2 separate regions of the Homo sapiens genome follow, and region 1 is linked to region 2. Evidence: chromatin loops called from intact Hi-C (ENCODE). Cell type or tissue: Calu3. All regions are shown on one strand. Links, peaks and the distances in the headings refer to the core of each region. The heading gives the core; the rest is flanking DNA.

Region 1 (6,164 bases), core at 719-5,718, 180 kb before region 2:
AAAATTAAAATTAATTTTAAAAGTCCATGAACAAAATATAAACATTTAAAATAAAGACAGGGTCCAACCTTGCACCTGCACAGTCCTGCCTTGCTCTCTGCACCCTAACCCAGCCCTGCTCAGCCCAAGAGCTTTGAATCTGAATACAAATCATTCCAGACTTCAAGATCAAGTTAAAGTGTTAATCGTCTACCAGAATGTGATTTCTAGCTTTAAAAAGAAAACCAAGAAAACAACTTCCACATCAATGCAAAGGTTTTCTCATTTCACCAGGTTTTTGTTTTCCGTCTGTTTACCTGATGGTTTACTAAAGAGGTGAAGAAGTCTGTGGCTGAATGAACACATTGAATAATTGCAGAGACTTAAATTCTCAAATATTCATAAAAATATTTTACCTTTTTTTTTTTTGAGATGAAGTCTCACTCTGTTGCCCAGGCTGTAGTGCAGTAGCATGATCTCGGCTCACTGCAACCTCCGCCTCCTTCAATTCTCCTGCCTCAGCCTCCTGAGTAGCTGGGACTACAGACACATGCCACCATACCTGGTTAATTTTTGTATTTTTAGTAGAGGCAGGGTTTCTCCATGTTGGTCAGGCTGGTCTCGAACTCCTGACCTCAGGTGATCCACCCACCTCGGCCTCCCAAAGTGTTCGGATTACAGGTGTGAGTCACCATGCTTGGCCATGCCGGTTGTTTCTGCTGCTTGCTGTGTAGACCGCTGTGATGACCATCTTCTTATTGACCCTCCTTTGTCTCTGGAGCCCCGCCACCTGCCTTCTACCTGGAGCCTTCCTTCCAGGTCCTTCTTCAACATCAGCTCCAGGATCTGCAAGATCTTTGGATATGGCCGCTGCAGAAGGAAGGAGAACCACTTCCTGGAGAAGCAGGAGTGAGCCAGGATCTGCCACACAAGAGAGCCGGGAACCCAGGGCATGGGTTAAGGCGAGGAGCAGGTCCGGAGGGAAGATCTGAGGCAAAGAGGTAGAGTTCACAGGTCCTACACCCCTCGCACCTACACAGTGTCCCTCCTCTGATGCTGAGGCTCTCTCTGCCTTCCGAGGAGAAAGTGGCGACGTGTCCTGTGAAACCGCAGACTTAACACATCTTCCAAAAGCCAGCTTGGCAGGAGGTCACTGCTAGAAGCACCTCTGAAATAATCTGAGCCGTCTTACCTGTTCCCCTTTTTCAGATGGGAACACTGAGGCAGCCACCCTGCAGAGTGAGTCTGCAGTGCTCCTGAGCCACCCCCCTCCAGGCTTGGCAAACTCACTGCCTTCTTGTCTGTTGCCTTGACTGCAGGGAGGACCAGAGGTGCTCATTTCTGGGAGGGTCTAGGATCTGCCAGCTGCACAGTGTCCAAGTCAAGGGCTTCAGCAACGACAATTAACAAATTCCTTTCTCTTTGCAGAGAGCCTGTCACCTGTGCTGCCTTGAGATGCTGACATCTGAGGATGCCCCAGACAGGGCCTGTGGCTGCTTTCTGAAATAGTGCAGCACCTTCTCTGCTTCCTCCTCAACCTTCTCCTTCACAGCAGAACCCTGCCTCCTTCCTCTCCCCACAGGCTTGTTTCAGCATTGATTTGATCAACTGAGCACCACGAGAACACAAACCACATTCCTTTGTTTTTTCATCACGTTACCCCCAGCACTTAGGACAGTGCCTGGCACAAAGGAGGTAGTCTGTAAATATTTGCGTAATGAATGAATAAAGGAGGGCATGAGTACATCTCCTCTGCCCAGCACGGATGACAGGCTGAGGGTTTGAATCCAGGACTCTCTCACCGTAGCCCTCATTCTCACTGCATCCTCACCTTCGTCCTCCACCCCCCACCCCCCCACTGGGTTCCTTGGGGATGGCAGGGGTGGAGTTCCTGGCATCCAGTTCTGAGCATCAGCTCTGCCAAGTAGTGGTGGCGGGGGGGTTTTCATGAAAGAATCCCCCTCGCTCCCTGTGATGTTGGACATTTTTCCTTGTCTGTGTAGTTTCAGGCTTTGTCTCTCTGGCCTTATACAATATTTAAAAACATTCATTTTCCAGTTAAACAAACTGGATTGGATACTGTTGTTTGCAACTAAGAACCTTAATATTGGGTGATCTTCCCAATATTTTGCAGAACAGCAGCATCACCGCTTTTCCTGCCATCAGACTGGGCCCTACCAGTTGTAAGAAGAAAACCCATTGCAACACCTACCTCTTAATGGCCACTCCAAGCTACACAAAAACCTGAGTGATGTTTCAACATTAAAGCCTTTTCTTTTTTTTTTTTTTTTTTTACTTTTGGGCCAGGTCAGATTGAGGGGTAGGTTGTTCTCCTGGTCTCTCTGAAGGAGAAGGGAAGGAGCATGAGGGTCAATTGTCTGCTTATCTAAGAAATCCCCTTCCCTGAAGTTGTGTGTGTGTGTGTGTATCTCTGTATGTGTGTTGTAGGGTGGTGGTGGTGGTTTGTTATTTCAGTTACAGCAATAACAACTACCCATTTAGTGGACACCGACCATGTACCAGGCTCCATGCTTAGCCTTTTACACGCATTATTTCATTTAATTCCCAAGAATCCTGTGAAGGAGGGTGCATTATGGTCCCCAGTTTACAGAGGGGGATATGGAGGCACGGTGATGTCACGTAACTGCCATATTGTTTTCCTGGGGCAACTAGAACAAAGGACTACAGACTGACTGGTTTAAACAACTGCAATTTACCCTCTTAAATTCTGGAGGCCAGAAGTGTGAGATCAGGGTGTCCACAGGGCTGCGTTTGCTCTGAAGAAGCTGGGGAAGGATCTGTTCCAGGCCTCTCTCCTGGCTTCTGGAAGCTCCTTGACTTGTGGTCACATAAATCCAGTCTTCACATAGTGTTCTCCCGTCTGTCCCCTTTTTAAGGACACCAGTTGTATTGGATTAGGGCCCACACTGATGACCTCATCTTAACTTGATTACCTTTGTAAAGAGCCCATCTCCAAATAAGGTCACATTTGGAGGGACCTGGGGGTTACGACTCCAAGTAGCTTTTTTGGGAGGACACAGTTCAACCCATAACAGCTGATAAATGGCAGAACCCAGGCATATGTGACAGACCCAAAGGCTTTGTCCTTTGGGAGGAAGATTGTGTAAATTAGAGCCCAGACTTTCCAGCCAGGCTATAAAAGTCCTAATTCTGGGTTTGTCTGAATTTGGGAATTTGGGGATCTAAGAAGCAGCTTATTAGGTAAGGTGGGCGTGGGGGTGAGAAAGGGTGAGGCATCAAGCCCCCCATCACTGTTTGTGACTGAGCTTAATCCCATTGGGAATGCTGGGAGCAGGGCCAGACAATTCCTCGCAGCAGCTATCACCCCCTTTCCCTAGGAGAGCAAGTGTTTATGCACCAGTGGAGATATTCAGGCACCAGTCTCCATATGGACTGAGGGTTTCCGGCTGATCTGGGCCTGGGCCCTCCTTGTGTGGCTTCCAAGGAAGCCCTCAGGCAAAGAGATGCAGACACTAGCACTTGGAAATCAGCTGGTGGCACCGAAGGAGTCAGGTCCGGGGTAAGGGTAGGGCACATATCTTCTGCCACACTCTGTATGTGGCTTTGAACAAGTGATTTAACTTGTAGGTGTGCTCTGTACCTGTCTTCTCCCTGTGTGGGGTTGTTGTGTAGCTAAGTGAATTAACACATGCTGAGCCCTTGGACCATGTAATGACTGCAACTTAAACATTAACTATGATTATTATTGACTAAATGATACTGCCCCCTACTGGAAAATGTGTGACCCGGACATCACTTAGAAACTAGTGCTGGATGGCATTTGGGAGGGAATCTGATCCAACTTCCTCATTTCACAGATGAGGAATTCAGACCTAAGAAAGGGAAGTATGTTGCCCAATGTCACACAGCTAACATATATAATCATTATAATAGACAACCCAGGCAGCCTCATTCACTTGTTCATTCATTCACTCTCATGTGTGTGTATATATGTATATAATTATATACATATATAAAACAGACATGTATATAGCATATATTATGTGTATATAATATACATATTTTATATATTTATACATATTATTTCTATTAATATATAATTACATATACACATGTGTATATGCACATATGTATATAATTATATACATATGCATATAATATATATTATACATGCACATACACATGTATATAATTATATACATATATATGCATATATACACACACATATGTATCACTAGTGTTTGTAAGTGATATCCGGGTCACTCATTTTCCAGTAGGGAATAGTATAATTATATACATATATGTGCACATATATACATAATACATATGTTTTTAGAGACTGGGTATTGCTCTGTCACCCAGGCTGGAGTGCAGTGGTGCAATCATTGCTCATTGTAACCTCGAACTCCTGGCCTCAAGCAATCCTCCTGTCTCAGCTTCCCCAGTAGCTGGAACTACAGATATGTGCCACCATGCTCAGCTAATTTTTTAACTTTTTGTAGAAACAGGGTCTCTCCATGCTGCTCAGGCTGGTTTGGAACTCCTGGCCTCGAGCAATCCTCTGGCCTCGGCCTCCCAAAGTGCTGGGATTACAGGCGTGAGCCACCACGCCAGGCCTCACTCCTAAATATTAAGCACCTGTTTTGTGATAGGCACCAGGAAAACAGTAATGACCAAAACGGTAGCCTCCAAATTTGTTTGATCCCTCACACCACCCATTTCAGTAAAAGGTTTTTTTGTTTGTTTGTTTGTTTGTTTTGTTTTGGAGATGGGGGTCTCACTCTGTCACCCAGGCTGGAGTGCAGTGGTGTGATCTCAGCTCACTGCAACCTCCGTCTCCCAGGTTCAAGCGATTCTCCTGCCCAGCCTCCCGAGTAGCTGGGATTACAGGCGTCTGCCTGGCTAATTTTTGTATTTTTAGTAGAGACAGGGTTTCACCACGTTGGCCAGGCTGGTCTCGAACTCCGGACCCCAAGTAATCTTCCCGCCTTGGCCTCCCAAAGTTTTGGGATTATAGGCATGAGCCACTGTGCCCGGCCCAGGAAAAGGTTTTTGAGTGTGCAGTTCCCGTATTTATAAGTATGTGCATATTGTTGTACTAATATGTACATTATAAGTATTCAATAATATAAATTTTAATAAAGTATAGGCTAGAAATGAATAAACTGAAGTTTCTAAATATTTTCTTTCTGTACCACAGTGCACCCCACTTAGGAGTTGGCTGGACCAGAACAGGGGAGACAGAGGAATAGTTTCAGCAGCACAAACGCTGCGAGAACCCAGGTGGAGGCCCTTAATCTCACCTGAAGAGGTCAAGGCTGGCGTCGCAGAGGAGGCAGCGCTCATCCTGGATTTTGAAGGATGAACTGAATTTTATCAGGTAGAAAGAAAGAGGAAAACATAAGCTTTTGGGTGTGGCAAAGATGTGGGCATTAGAAAAAGGATTCTAATTTCCTTTACCTCCCGCCTCTCCGAAAGGAGTATTTGTATTGGTTTCCAAGTAGCTGTTCTGCATCATAGGAGACCCCAGCTTATTCCTCAAAGTTCACCCAACCCTGAATATAGGTGAACCTGGAGTGCCGTCAGTGGGTAGAAGGGGAAGAGGAGTAACCTAGGAGAGATGGGGGAACCACCTCATTTGCATGAGAGTCGTGCCCTTCTCCCCTGTAGCCTGAGTTTCCTGCTTCCCTCTGCTCCACCCAGCTCATCAGGAGAGAGCCCACTACCTTTCTTACCTCTAAGAAGCAGACCCATGGGGGGAGTGGCATAGGTGTGTGCATGTTGGGATGGGAGAGGGATTTGGTGCTGGAAGAAGAAAAGTTGGGAAAGGCTTCTGAATAATGAAAACCCAGAATTTCATAGAAGTCAGCTCATTAGTCAGCCTTAGCTTTCGTACTTTCTCCAATGGGAAGCTCACCTCCTCTTGGCACCAGGTTCCAGCTGATAGCACTCATTATTAGAAGAGCACTCTTGTTTCCCATTAAACCAGCATATGGGCCAGGCATGGTGGTTCATGCCTATAATCCCAGCACTGAGGCAGGTGGATTGCTTGAACCCAGGAGTTCAAGAGCAGCCTGGGCAACATGTTGAAACCCTATCTCTACAAAAAATACAAAAATCAGCTGGGCGTGGTGGCATGCACCTGTAGTCCCAGCTGCTCAGAGGCTGAGGTAGGAGGATCACCTGATTCTGGGAGGTGACGA
Region 2 (6,164 bases), core at 417-5,416:
ACCGTTAAGTATATTGTTAGCTGTGGGTTTGTCATATATGATCTTTATTATGTGGAGGTGCTTTCCTTTCATACATAATTTATTGAAAGTTTTTATCATAAAGTGGTGTTGAATTTTATCAAATGCTTTTTCTGTATCTACTGAGATTACCGTATGGTTTTGTCCCTGATTCTGTTGATGTGAAGTATCACATTTATTGATTTGTGTACATTGAGCCATTCTTGCATTCGTATGATAAATCCCACTTGATCATGCCACATTATCTTTTTGATGTGTTGTTGAATTGGGTTTGTTAGTATTTTGTTGAGGATTTTTGCACCTATTTTCATCAGGAATATTGGCCTGTGGGTTTCTTTATGCTGTCTTGTTATTGTCTGGTTTTGGTATTAAGGTTATGTGGGCCTCATAAAATTGAGCTAAGAAGAATTCCTGCCGCATCAATTTTTTGGAATAGTTTGAGAAGAATTGGTATTAATTTATATTTAAAGGGTCATAGAATTTGGTGGTAAAGCCATATGGTTCTGGACTTTTGTTTCAGGGGAGACTTTTTATTACTGATTCAATCTCCTTACTTGTTATTCGTCTGTTCAGGTTCTTCTGTTTCTTTTTGGTTCAGTGTGGTAGGTTGTATGTGTTCAAGAATTTATCCATTTCCTCTAGGTTTTTGAATTATAAAGGATATCACAAAGGATACAGAGGAAGAGGTGCATAAGGTGAGATATGGGGAAAGGCTAGAGAGCTTCCATGCCCTCCATGAGCATGCTGCTCTCCAACAACCTCTAAGTGTTCAGTGGTAGCCACCTGGAAGCTCTGACTTATATATTTTAATTTGAAATTTCTGTTCAGTTTTGAGTAATTGTCTTTTTTTAGACTAATTTCTAATTATTTCCATTATAGTCTGAAACTATGTCCTTTGTGATGTAATTCTTTAAAATTTTGTTCAGACTTTTTTTATAGCCTAATGTATAGTCACTTTTTGTACATGTTTTATTTGTGCTTGAGAAAAATGTGTTCCTCTAGTTTTTCTATGCAGACTTCTGTATATTTTAATTAAGTCAAGCTTATTAATCATAATGTTCAAATTACCCATCTCTTTACTAAATTTACTACTCTATCAATAATTTGAATGTATAAAGTATAGACCTTCTATATACCCATAAATCTTTCCCCTTATAAATGTCAGTACTTGAGCCTGCCACAATGTTGACTAGACTGCTTTAACAGAAAGCCTCCATCACATAATAACTGAAATACAATATACTTTTTATTTCTTGCTCAAATAATAATTCAAAATGAGTATTCTAAAACAATGGGTATCCTTTTTTCATGTGATAAAAGAAGTCAAGGACCCAGGCTCCTTTCACCTTTTGGCTTCACTAGGCTCTAGAACCTTGTTGTCATCTATACTGAGCTGGTGGAAAAGAAAAAGAGTGTGAAAGAGACTTGCCATCTTCTTAGGGTCTTGACCTAGTAGTGACAAGTCTGTTAGCCAAAATATTTACATTGTGGCACTGGCTGCAAGATGCTTGGGTAAGGAAAATGCAGCTTCTATTTGAGATGATGATTCTCCTCTATATAACCCCTCTTTGCTAGGATAGTTATGACAGTGTCCAGTCTCTAAATTGTTCATTTATGAGTGGACAAAAAGAAAAACTAGGAAAGAGAGAGCCTTTGGGAAGGGTCAAATACCACTCTGTAAACTATAGGTACAAATATCAGAATTTTTGAATTATAAAGGATATCGCAAAGGATACAGAGGAAGGTGCATAAGGTGAGATATGGGGGAAAGGCTAGAGAGCTTCCTTTGAATGTAAATTACAACTGTGGACTGAAGGAGTCTGCATTAGGAGTTCAGAATGTCAGAAAGAGGTTCAAATCTTTAGAAGATTATCATCATCAGAGGAAGAGGGTGATCTTCTTCCCAGCTTGCATGCCTACTGGGAGTCCAGTGACCCTAGGTTGTCCCCTCTTTCTCCTGTTAGGGAAGAAGAAACATCTTCACTTCTGAGAGTTCATTTCCTTCATGATATTCAAGGTCAGTGACCACCTCCTCCTGGACAGCCTGCCAAGCCTTTGACTGATAGGTCTCTCCCCCTGTCTGAGCTCTAAGATATTTACTATGTTTCTCCACTAGCCCTTCTGTCCCATGCCCTACAATAGTCTCTCTTTCTGTGTGTTTATGTGTGTTTAAATTTGTATATGTATATCTGTGTATGTGTTTATATACATTTATATATGAAACAGCTACTTACTCTTTCACTCAGGAATTCTAGCTCTCTTAGTCTAAAGAAATCAAAGATTTATAAATAAAAATAATATGACATTCTCTAGATTATTAGTAATTAGTACAATACAAATACTTGATTATTAGCATTTGAGAGCTGTGCAATTATGAAAATCCACATTTTGAGAAATACTTACATGATTAAATAAGGGTGGCAAAAATAGATAACAAAAGTTGTTTATATTAAAAGGATTGTTTATATTAAATATGGAGAGAAACTAAAAGATAATGCAATGAAACATCAGTTAATTCTAAGCAACTCTTTTTAACAATATATTTTTTCTTTTCTTTTTTCCATAAAACATTTTGTAATTAGAAAGCAGAAATAAATGATATCTTTCATTCTATCGGCAAGAACACAAGACTGGTTATGTGAAAGGAGGAGGCGTCATTCCTGCGGAAGCCCTATCCCACATGACGAACGACAAGGCCAGGGGCAAGCAAAAAGAGGAAGGACTCTCTTGCTCTGCTCCGACTTGGCCAGTAGAGGCAGTGAGGAGCTAAAGATCATTCCTTCTTTCCTTCCTTCACTCTCCGTAGACAGCTCTGCAGGGAAGTCTGTGACAACCTGGCCAGACATAGGGCTCACGATCTGATCAGAGTCATGGCACCCCAGACTCTGCTGCCTGTCCTGGTTCTCTGTGTGCTGCTGCTGCAGGCCCAGGGAGGATACCGTGACAAGAAGAGGATGCAGAGTAGGTGATGGGCTGCTGGATGGGTGAGGGGGAATTGGGTAGGGGGAATGGAGGGCCTGTGTCCAGTCTGAGTAGGACCTAGGAGTTGGAAACTCTCTGCATATCCAGCTCTGACCACAATGTTGTGTAGACTCTGGACTGTCCCTAAACCATGGCCCTCCAGCCCCTTAGCTGGCCCTGGGAATAGTAATGGGAATGAAGAAGAAACCTGCATATTTTGCTGTTCCTTCTCAATACTTAGAGAGAAATGGCACATCCCATAGTGAAAGGCGCACCAGGGCTGAGAATCCAGTGGGGAAAGCAAGACAATTATTATTTGATTTATGCACATTTGTGAGGAGTAAAGATTCAGAAGTGGTTATGACGGTAGGTGTAGGTGTAGAATGGGTATAAGTGTAGGGAAATAGGACATAAGACAAGCAAAAGTTGGGGTACACAGAGCCAAGTTAAGGTTATCATCAAAGGGGCAAGGAGAGTGGTGGTGGAAAGGGAACTAAAGAAGGGGCAGGAAGACTAGAGACAGTGACAGTGAGCAGAAGAGAGGGAGAGACAAGAGGCATGTTGATCCTCATCTCTGAATTCTACTATTCAGAGACTAGGAGAGAGTTTGAAAGATGTCTCATGCTTCTTTGAGCTCTCAGGATCAGACTGTAGATTCTTTGGTGGTGACTTCACCAAGGCCATGACTAGTAAGGGAGATGGAGTTCTGATTGCTGGTGTGTGGAGAAGGTCCAGGAAGCCCAGGCATTGTGGTCTAATGGGGTAAGGTGTACAGTGGAGAGACAGGATTTAAAATATGACCAATCACTAGGATTTGGTGATGGGCAGGAAGGTAGTTCTATGAAGAAGGAATCCAGGAGTATCATGACTGAGACCTGGGTTCAAGGGTCTTGGAGGAGGCTTCAGCTTGAGAAAAATGTTCTCTAGGAAACTGCGTTTATTTACCGTTCTATTCTCCTTGTCAGAAACACAGCTATCCCCAGAAATCAAAGTCTGCCAGCAGCAGCCTAAACTATATCTATGCAAACACTTATGTGAATCTCACCGAGATTGTCAAGCAAATAACATATGCTGTTCTACCTACTGTGGGAATGTTTGCATGAGCATCCTGTGAGTGGGAGAGTGGGCTGGGATGTGCATCCTGCTTCCCAACTCCTCTATCCAAGACTGTGCCCACATCCGAAGCACAAGGACCTCAAGTCACCAGCATAAGAACATCAACAGGAATGCCGCCCTCTCTACTGTCTGAACCCCTTGTCCCTGTCAAATAAACCAGAACAAATGCCCAGGGATCCTACCTCTTTTGCTGCCACTACAGATGATCATTGAGAGCTCACTGTGGCCCCTACAGATGCCCCACTTGTCTTGCGTCCTGGTGTTCAATTTCTCTCCCTGGCTATGCTTCTCTACCCTCCCTCTCCCTCTTTGGCCCACGTATCCCTGCCAGCCCTCAGGATGCCCAGCCCCTTGCTGTTTTGCTCACTGAACCAGTACTCCCAGGGGGAGGAACTGCTCATGTGCAGCATCTCCTGATGCTAAGGAGAACATTTCTCACCCTGGAGTCAGAAGGACCCATTAAGCATGAGATGGGTGGCAGTTAGAACCCGAGATAAAGAGTGGGAGGCCCCCAAGCACTGCTTTGGTCTCCTTAGCCTTGGTGCACCGCCATCCTATGCTCCCCAATCTCTCTGTAAGGTTCAGATTACTGTCTATCATTAGGATAATGAGTCCCAGGAAGTCCAGCAAGCCCAAGGCCACAAGAGAGTGAGAGGATATGATGTGACTGGAAGAGGGTGTTTCCTCTAGGATCACTTTTTCCTCACTTCTCTCCATTACCTGAGACCAGAGGCATCCTAGTGAGAGTGAGTGCCTGCACCAACCCCAAAGCTCCTCCTATCCAGCACCCACCAATATGGCTACTCCTCTGATGGGACCCATTTTGGGCCTCAGGATCTGACACTCCAGCACCTTCCATTAACTGAATAGTCCTTATCTTTCCCAAGCCCTCTTCCTTAGGGGCTGGTTCATTCTCTTTTCTTTAGATCAAGAGGAACACTAAGGGATGTGGAACAGGTGGTTCATGCTGCTGTTGCTAAGGAGTAATTGGCACAGAGTGGCTATGGGTCTTCCCTGTCATCCTACTGTGAGTTGGTGGAAATTAATCAGTGTGGTACAGAATCTCCCACTCTGCAATCGCAACTCCTCTGAAATGATCCTGGGGCTAGATCCAGGGTTGGGTCACATGTAGCTAACTGGGACATGAAGCCAAATGTGAAGAGGTTTCAGGAGGATAGGCCATGCCCAGAGGCAGGTGTGCAGTGTTATGCTCCAGTCTAGTGCTTCTTGCTGGGCCATTCAATGAAAGAGACATCAGAGAAGAAAACTTCCTTCATCAGACCAGAGGCTGTGAGCCACCTCTGAGGCATCACCGGGCTCTGGGTATCTCAGGCTTGTCTTCACCTTTCTCAAGAGCTTCCCTTGGACAAGGAGGTCTTAGGAAAGAGATCATGATCAACCATCAACACAGACACCATCAGATGTACTCTGTGGGCTGTAAGGGCATGATCTCCAAGAGACCTTATTTGGTGTTTCCTTGGATAGCCTCCCTTACCAAGCATCCTCTCAAGCCACCCCCAAACATGCCTACTAGACACTACAGGCATATCTTGTTTTATTGAGCCTTGCTCTATTGCACTTCACAGCTATAGCGTTTCATACAAATTGAAGGTTTGTGGCAACTCTGCATCGAGCAAGTCATCTGGCACCATTTTTCTAACAGCATGTGCTTACTTCATGTCTCTGTGTCACATTTTGGTAATTCTCAAAATATTTCAAACTTGCTAGGCGCAGTGGCTCATGCCTGCAATCTCAGCACTCGGGAGGCCAAGGCAGGTGAATCACCTGAGGTCAGGAGTTCGAGACCAGCCTGACCAACATGGTGAAACTCCGTCTTTAATAAAAATACAAAATTAGCTGAGTGTGGTGGCGCATGCCTGTAATCCCAGTTACTTGGGAGACTGAGGCAAGAGAATCGCTTGAACCTGGGAGGTGAAGGTTGCAGTGAGCTGAGATCTTGCCATAGCACTGCAGCCTGGGCAACAAGAGCGAAACTCCATCTCAAAAAAAAAATTTCAAACTTGTTTTATTATCATATCTGTTGTGATGATCTGTCATCCATAATCTTG

What was found. Hi-C counts contacts between places; a loop is a spot of excess contacts. Peaks named below come from ENCODE experiments on the same cell type or tissue, not always from the same donor. Only the 100,000 strongest peaks of a DNase experiment are listed, where the experiment ranks them.
Region 1: a loop joins it to region 2, with 2.5 times the contacts of the local background. A loop is called at or near these places in 2 of 110 quality-filtered maps.

The regions. Positions count from the first base shown.
Region 1 is chr20:45,446,837-45,453,000 of GRCh38, forward strand. LOC105372631 (a long non-coding RNA gene) reads left to right here. Exons shown (of 4, transcript NR_159957.1): 3 at 761-980; 4 at 1,408-1,745. Among named protein-coding and RNA genes, the nearest start is that of WFDC2, 20 kb to the right of the region's middle. In Calu3, for the core only: a CTCF peak has its summit at 3,662; DNase peaks (open chromatin) are centred at 1,555, 3,755 and 5,615.
Region 2 is chr20:45,626,926-45,633,089 of GRCh38, forward strand. It overlaps WFDC9 (WAP four-disulfide core domain 9), which reads right to left and starts at 4,359. Exons shown (of 5, transcript NM_147198.4): 1 at 4,278-4,359. WFDC10A (WAP four-disulfide core domain 10A) reads left to right here and starts at 2,814. Exons shown (of 2, transcript NM_080753.3): 1 at 2,814-2,979; 2 at 3,945-4,271. The coding sequence starts at 2,889. The coding sequence ends at 4,093. In Calu3, for the core only: CTCF peaks have their summits at 2,733 and 2,932; a DNase peak (open chromatin) is centred at 2,746.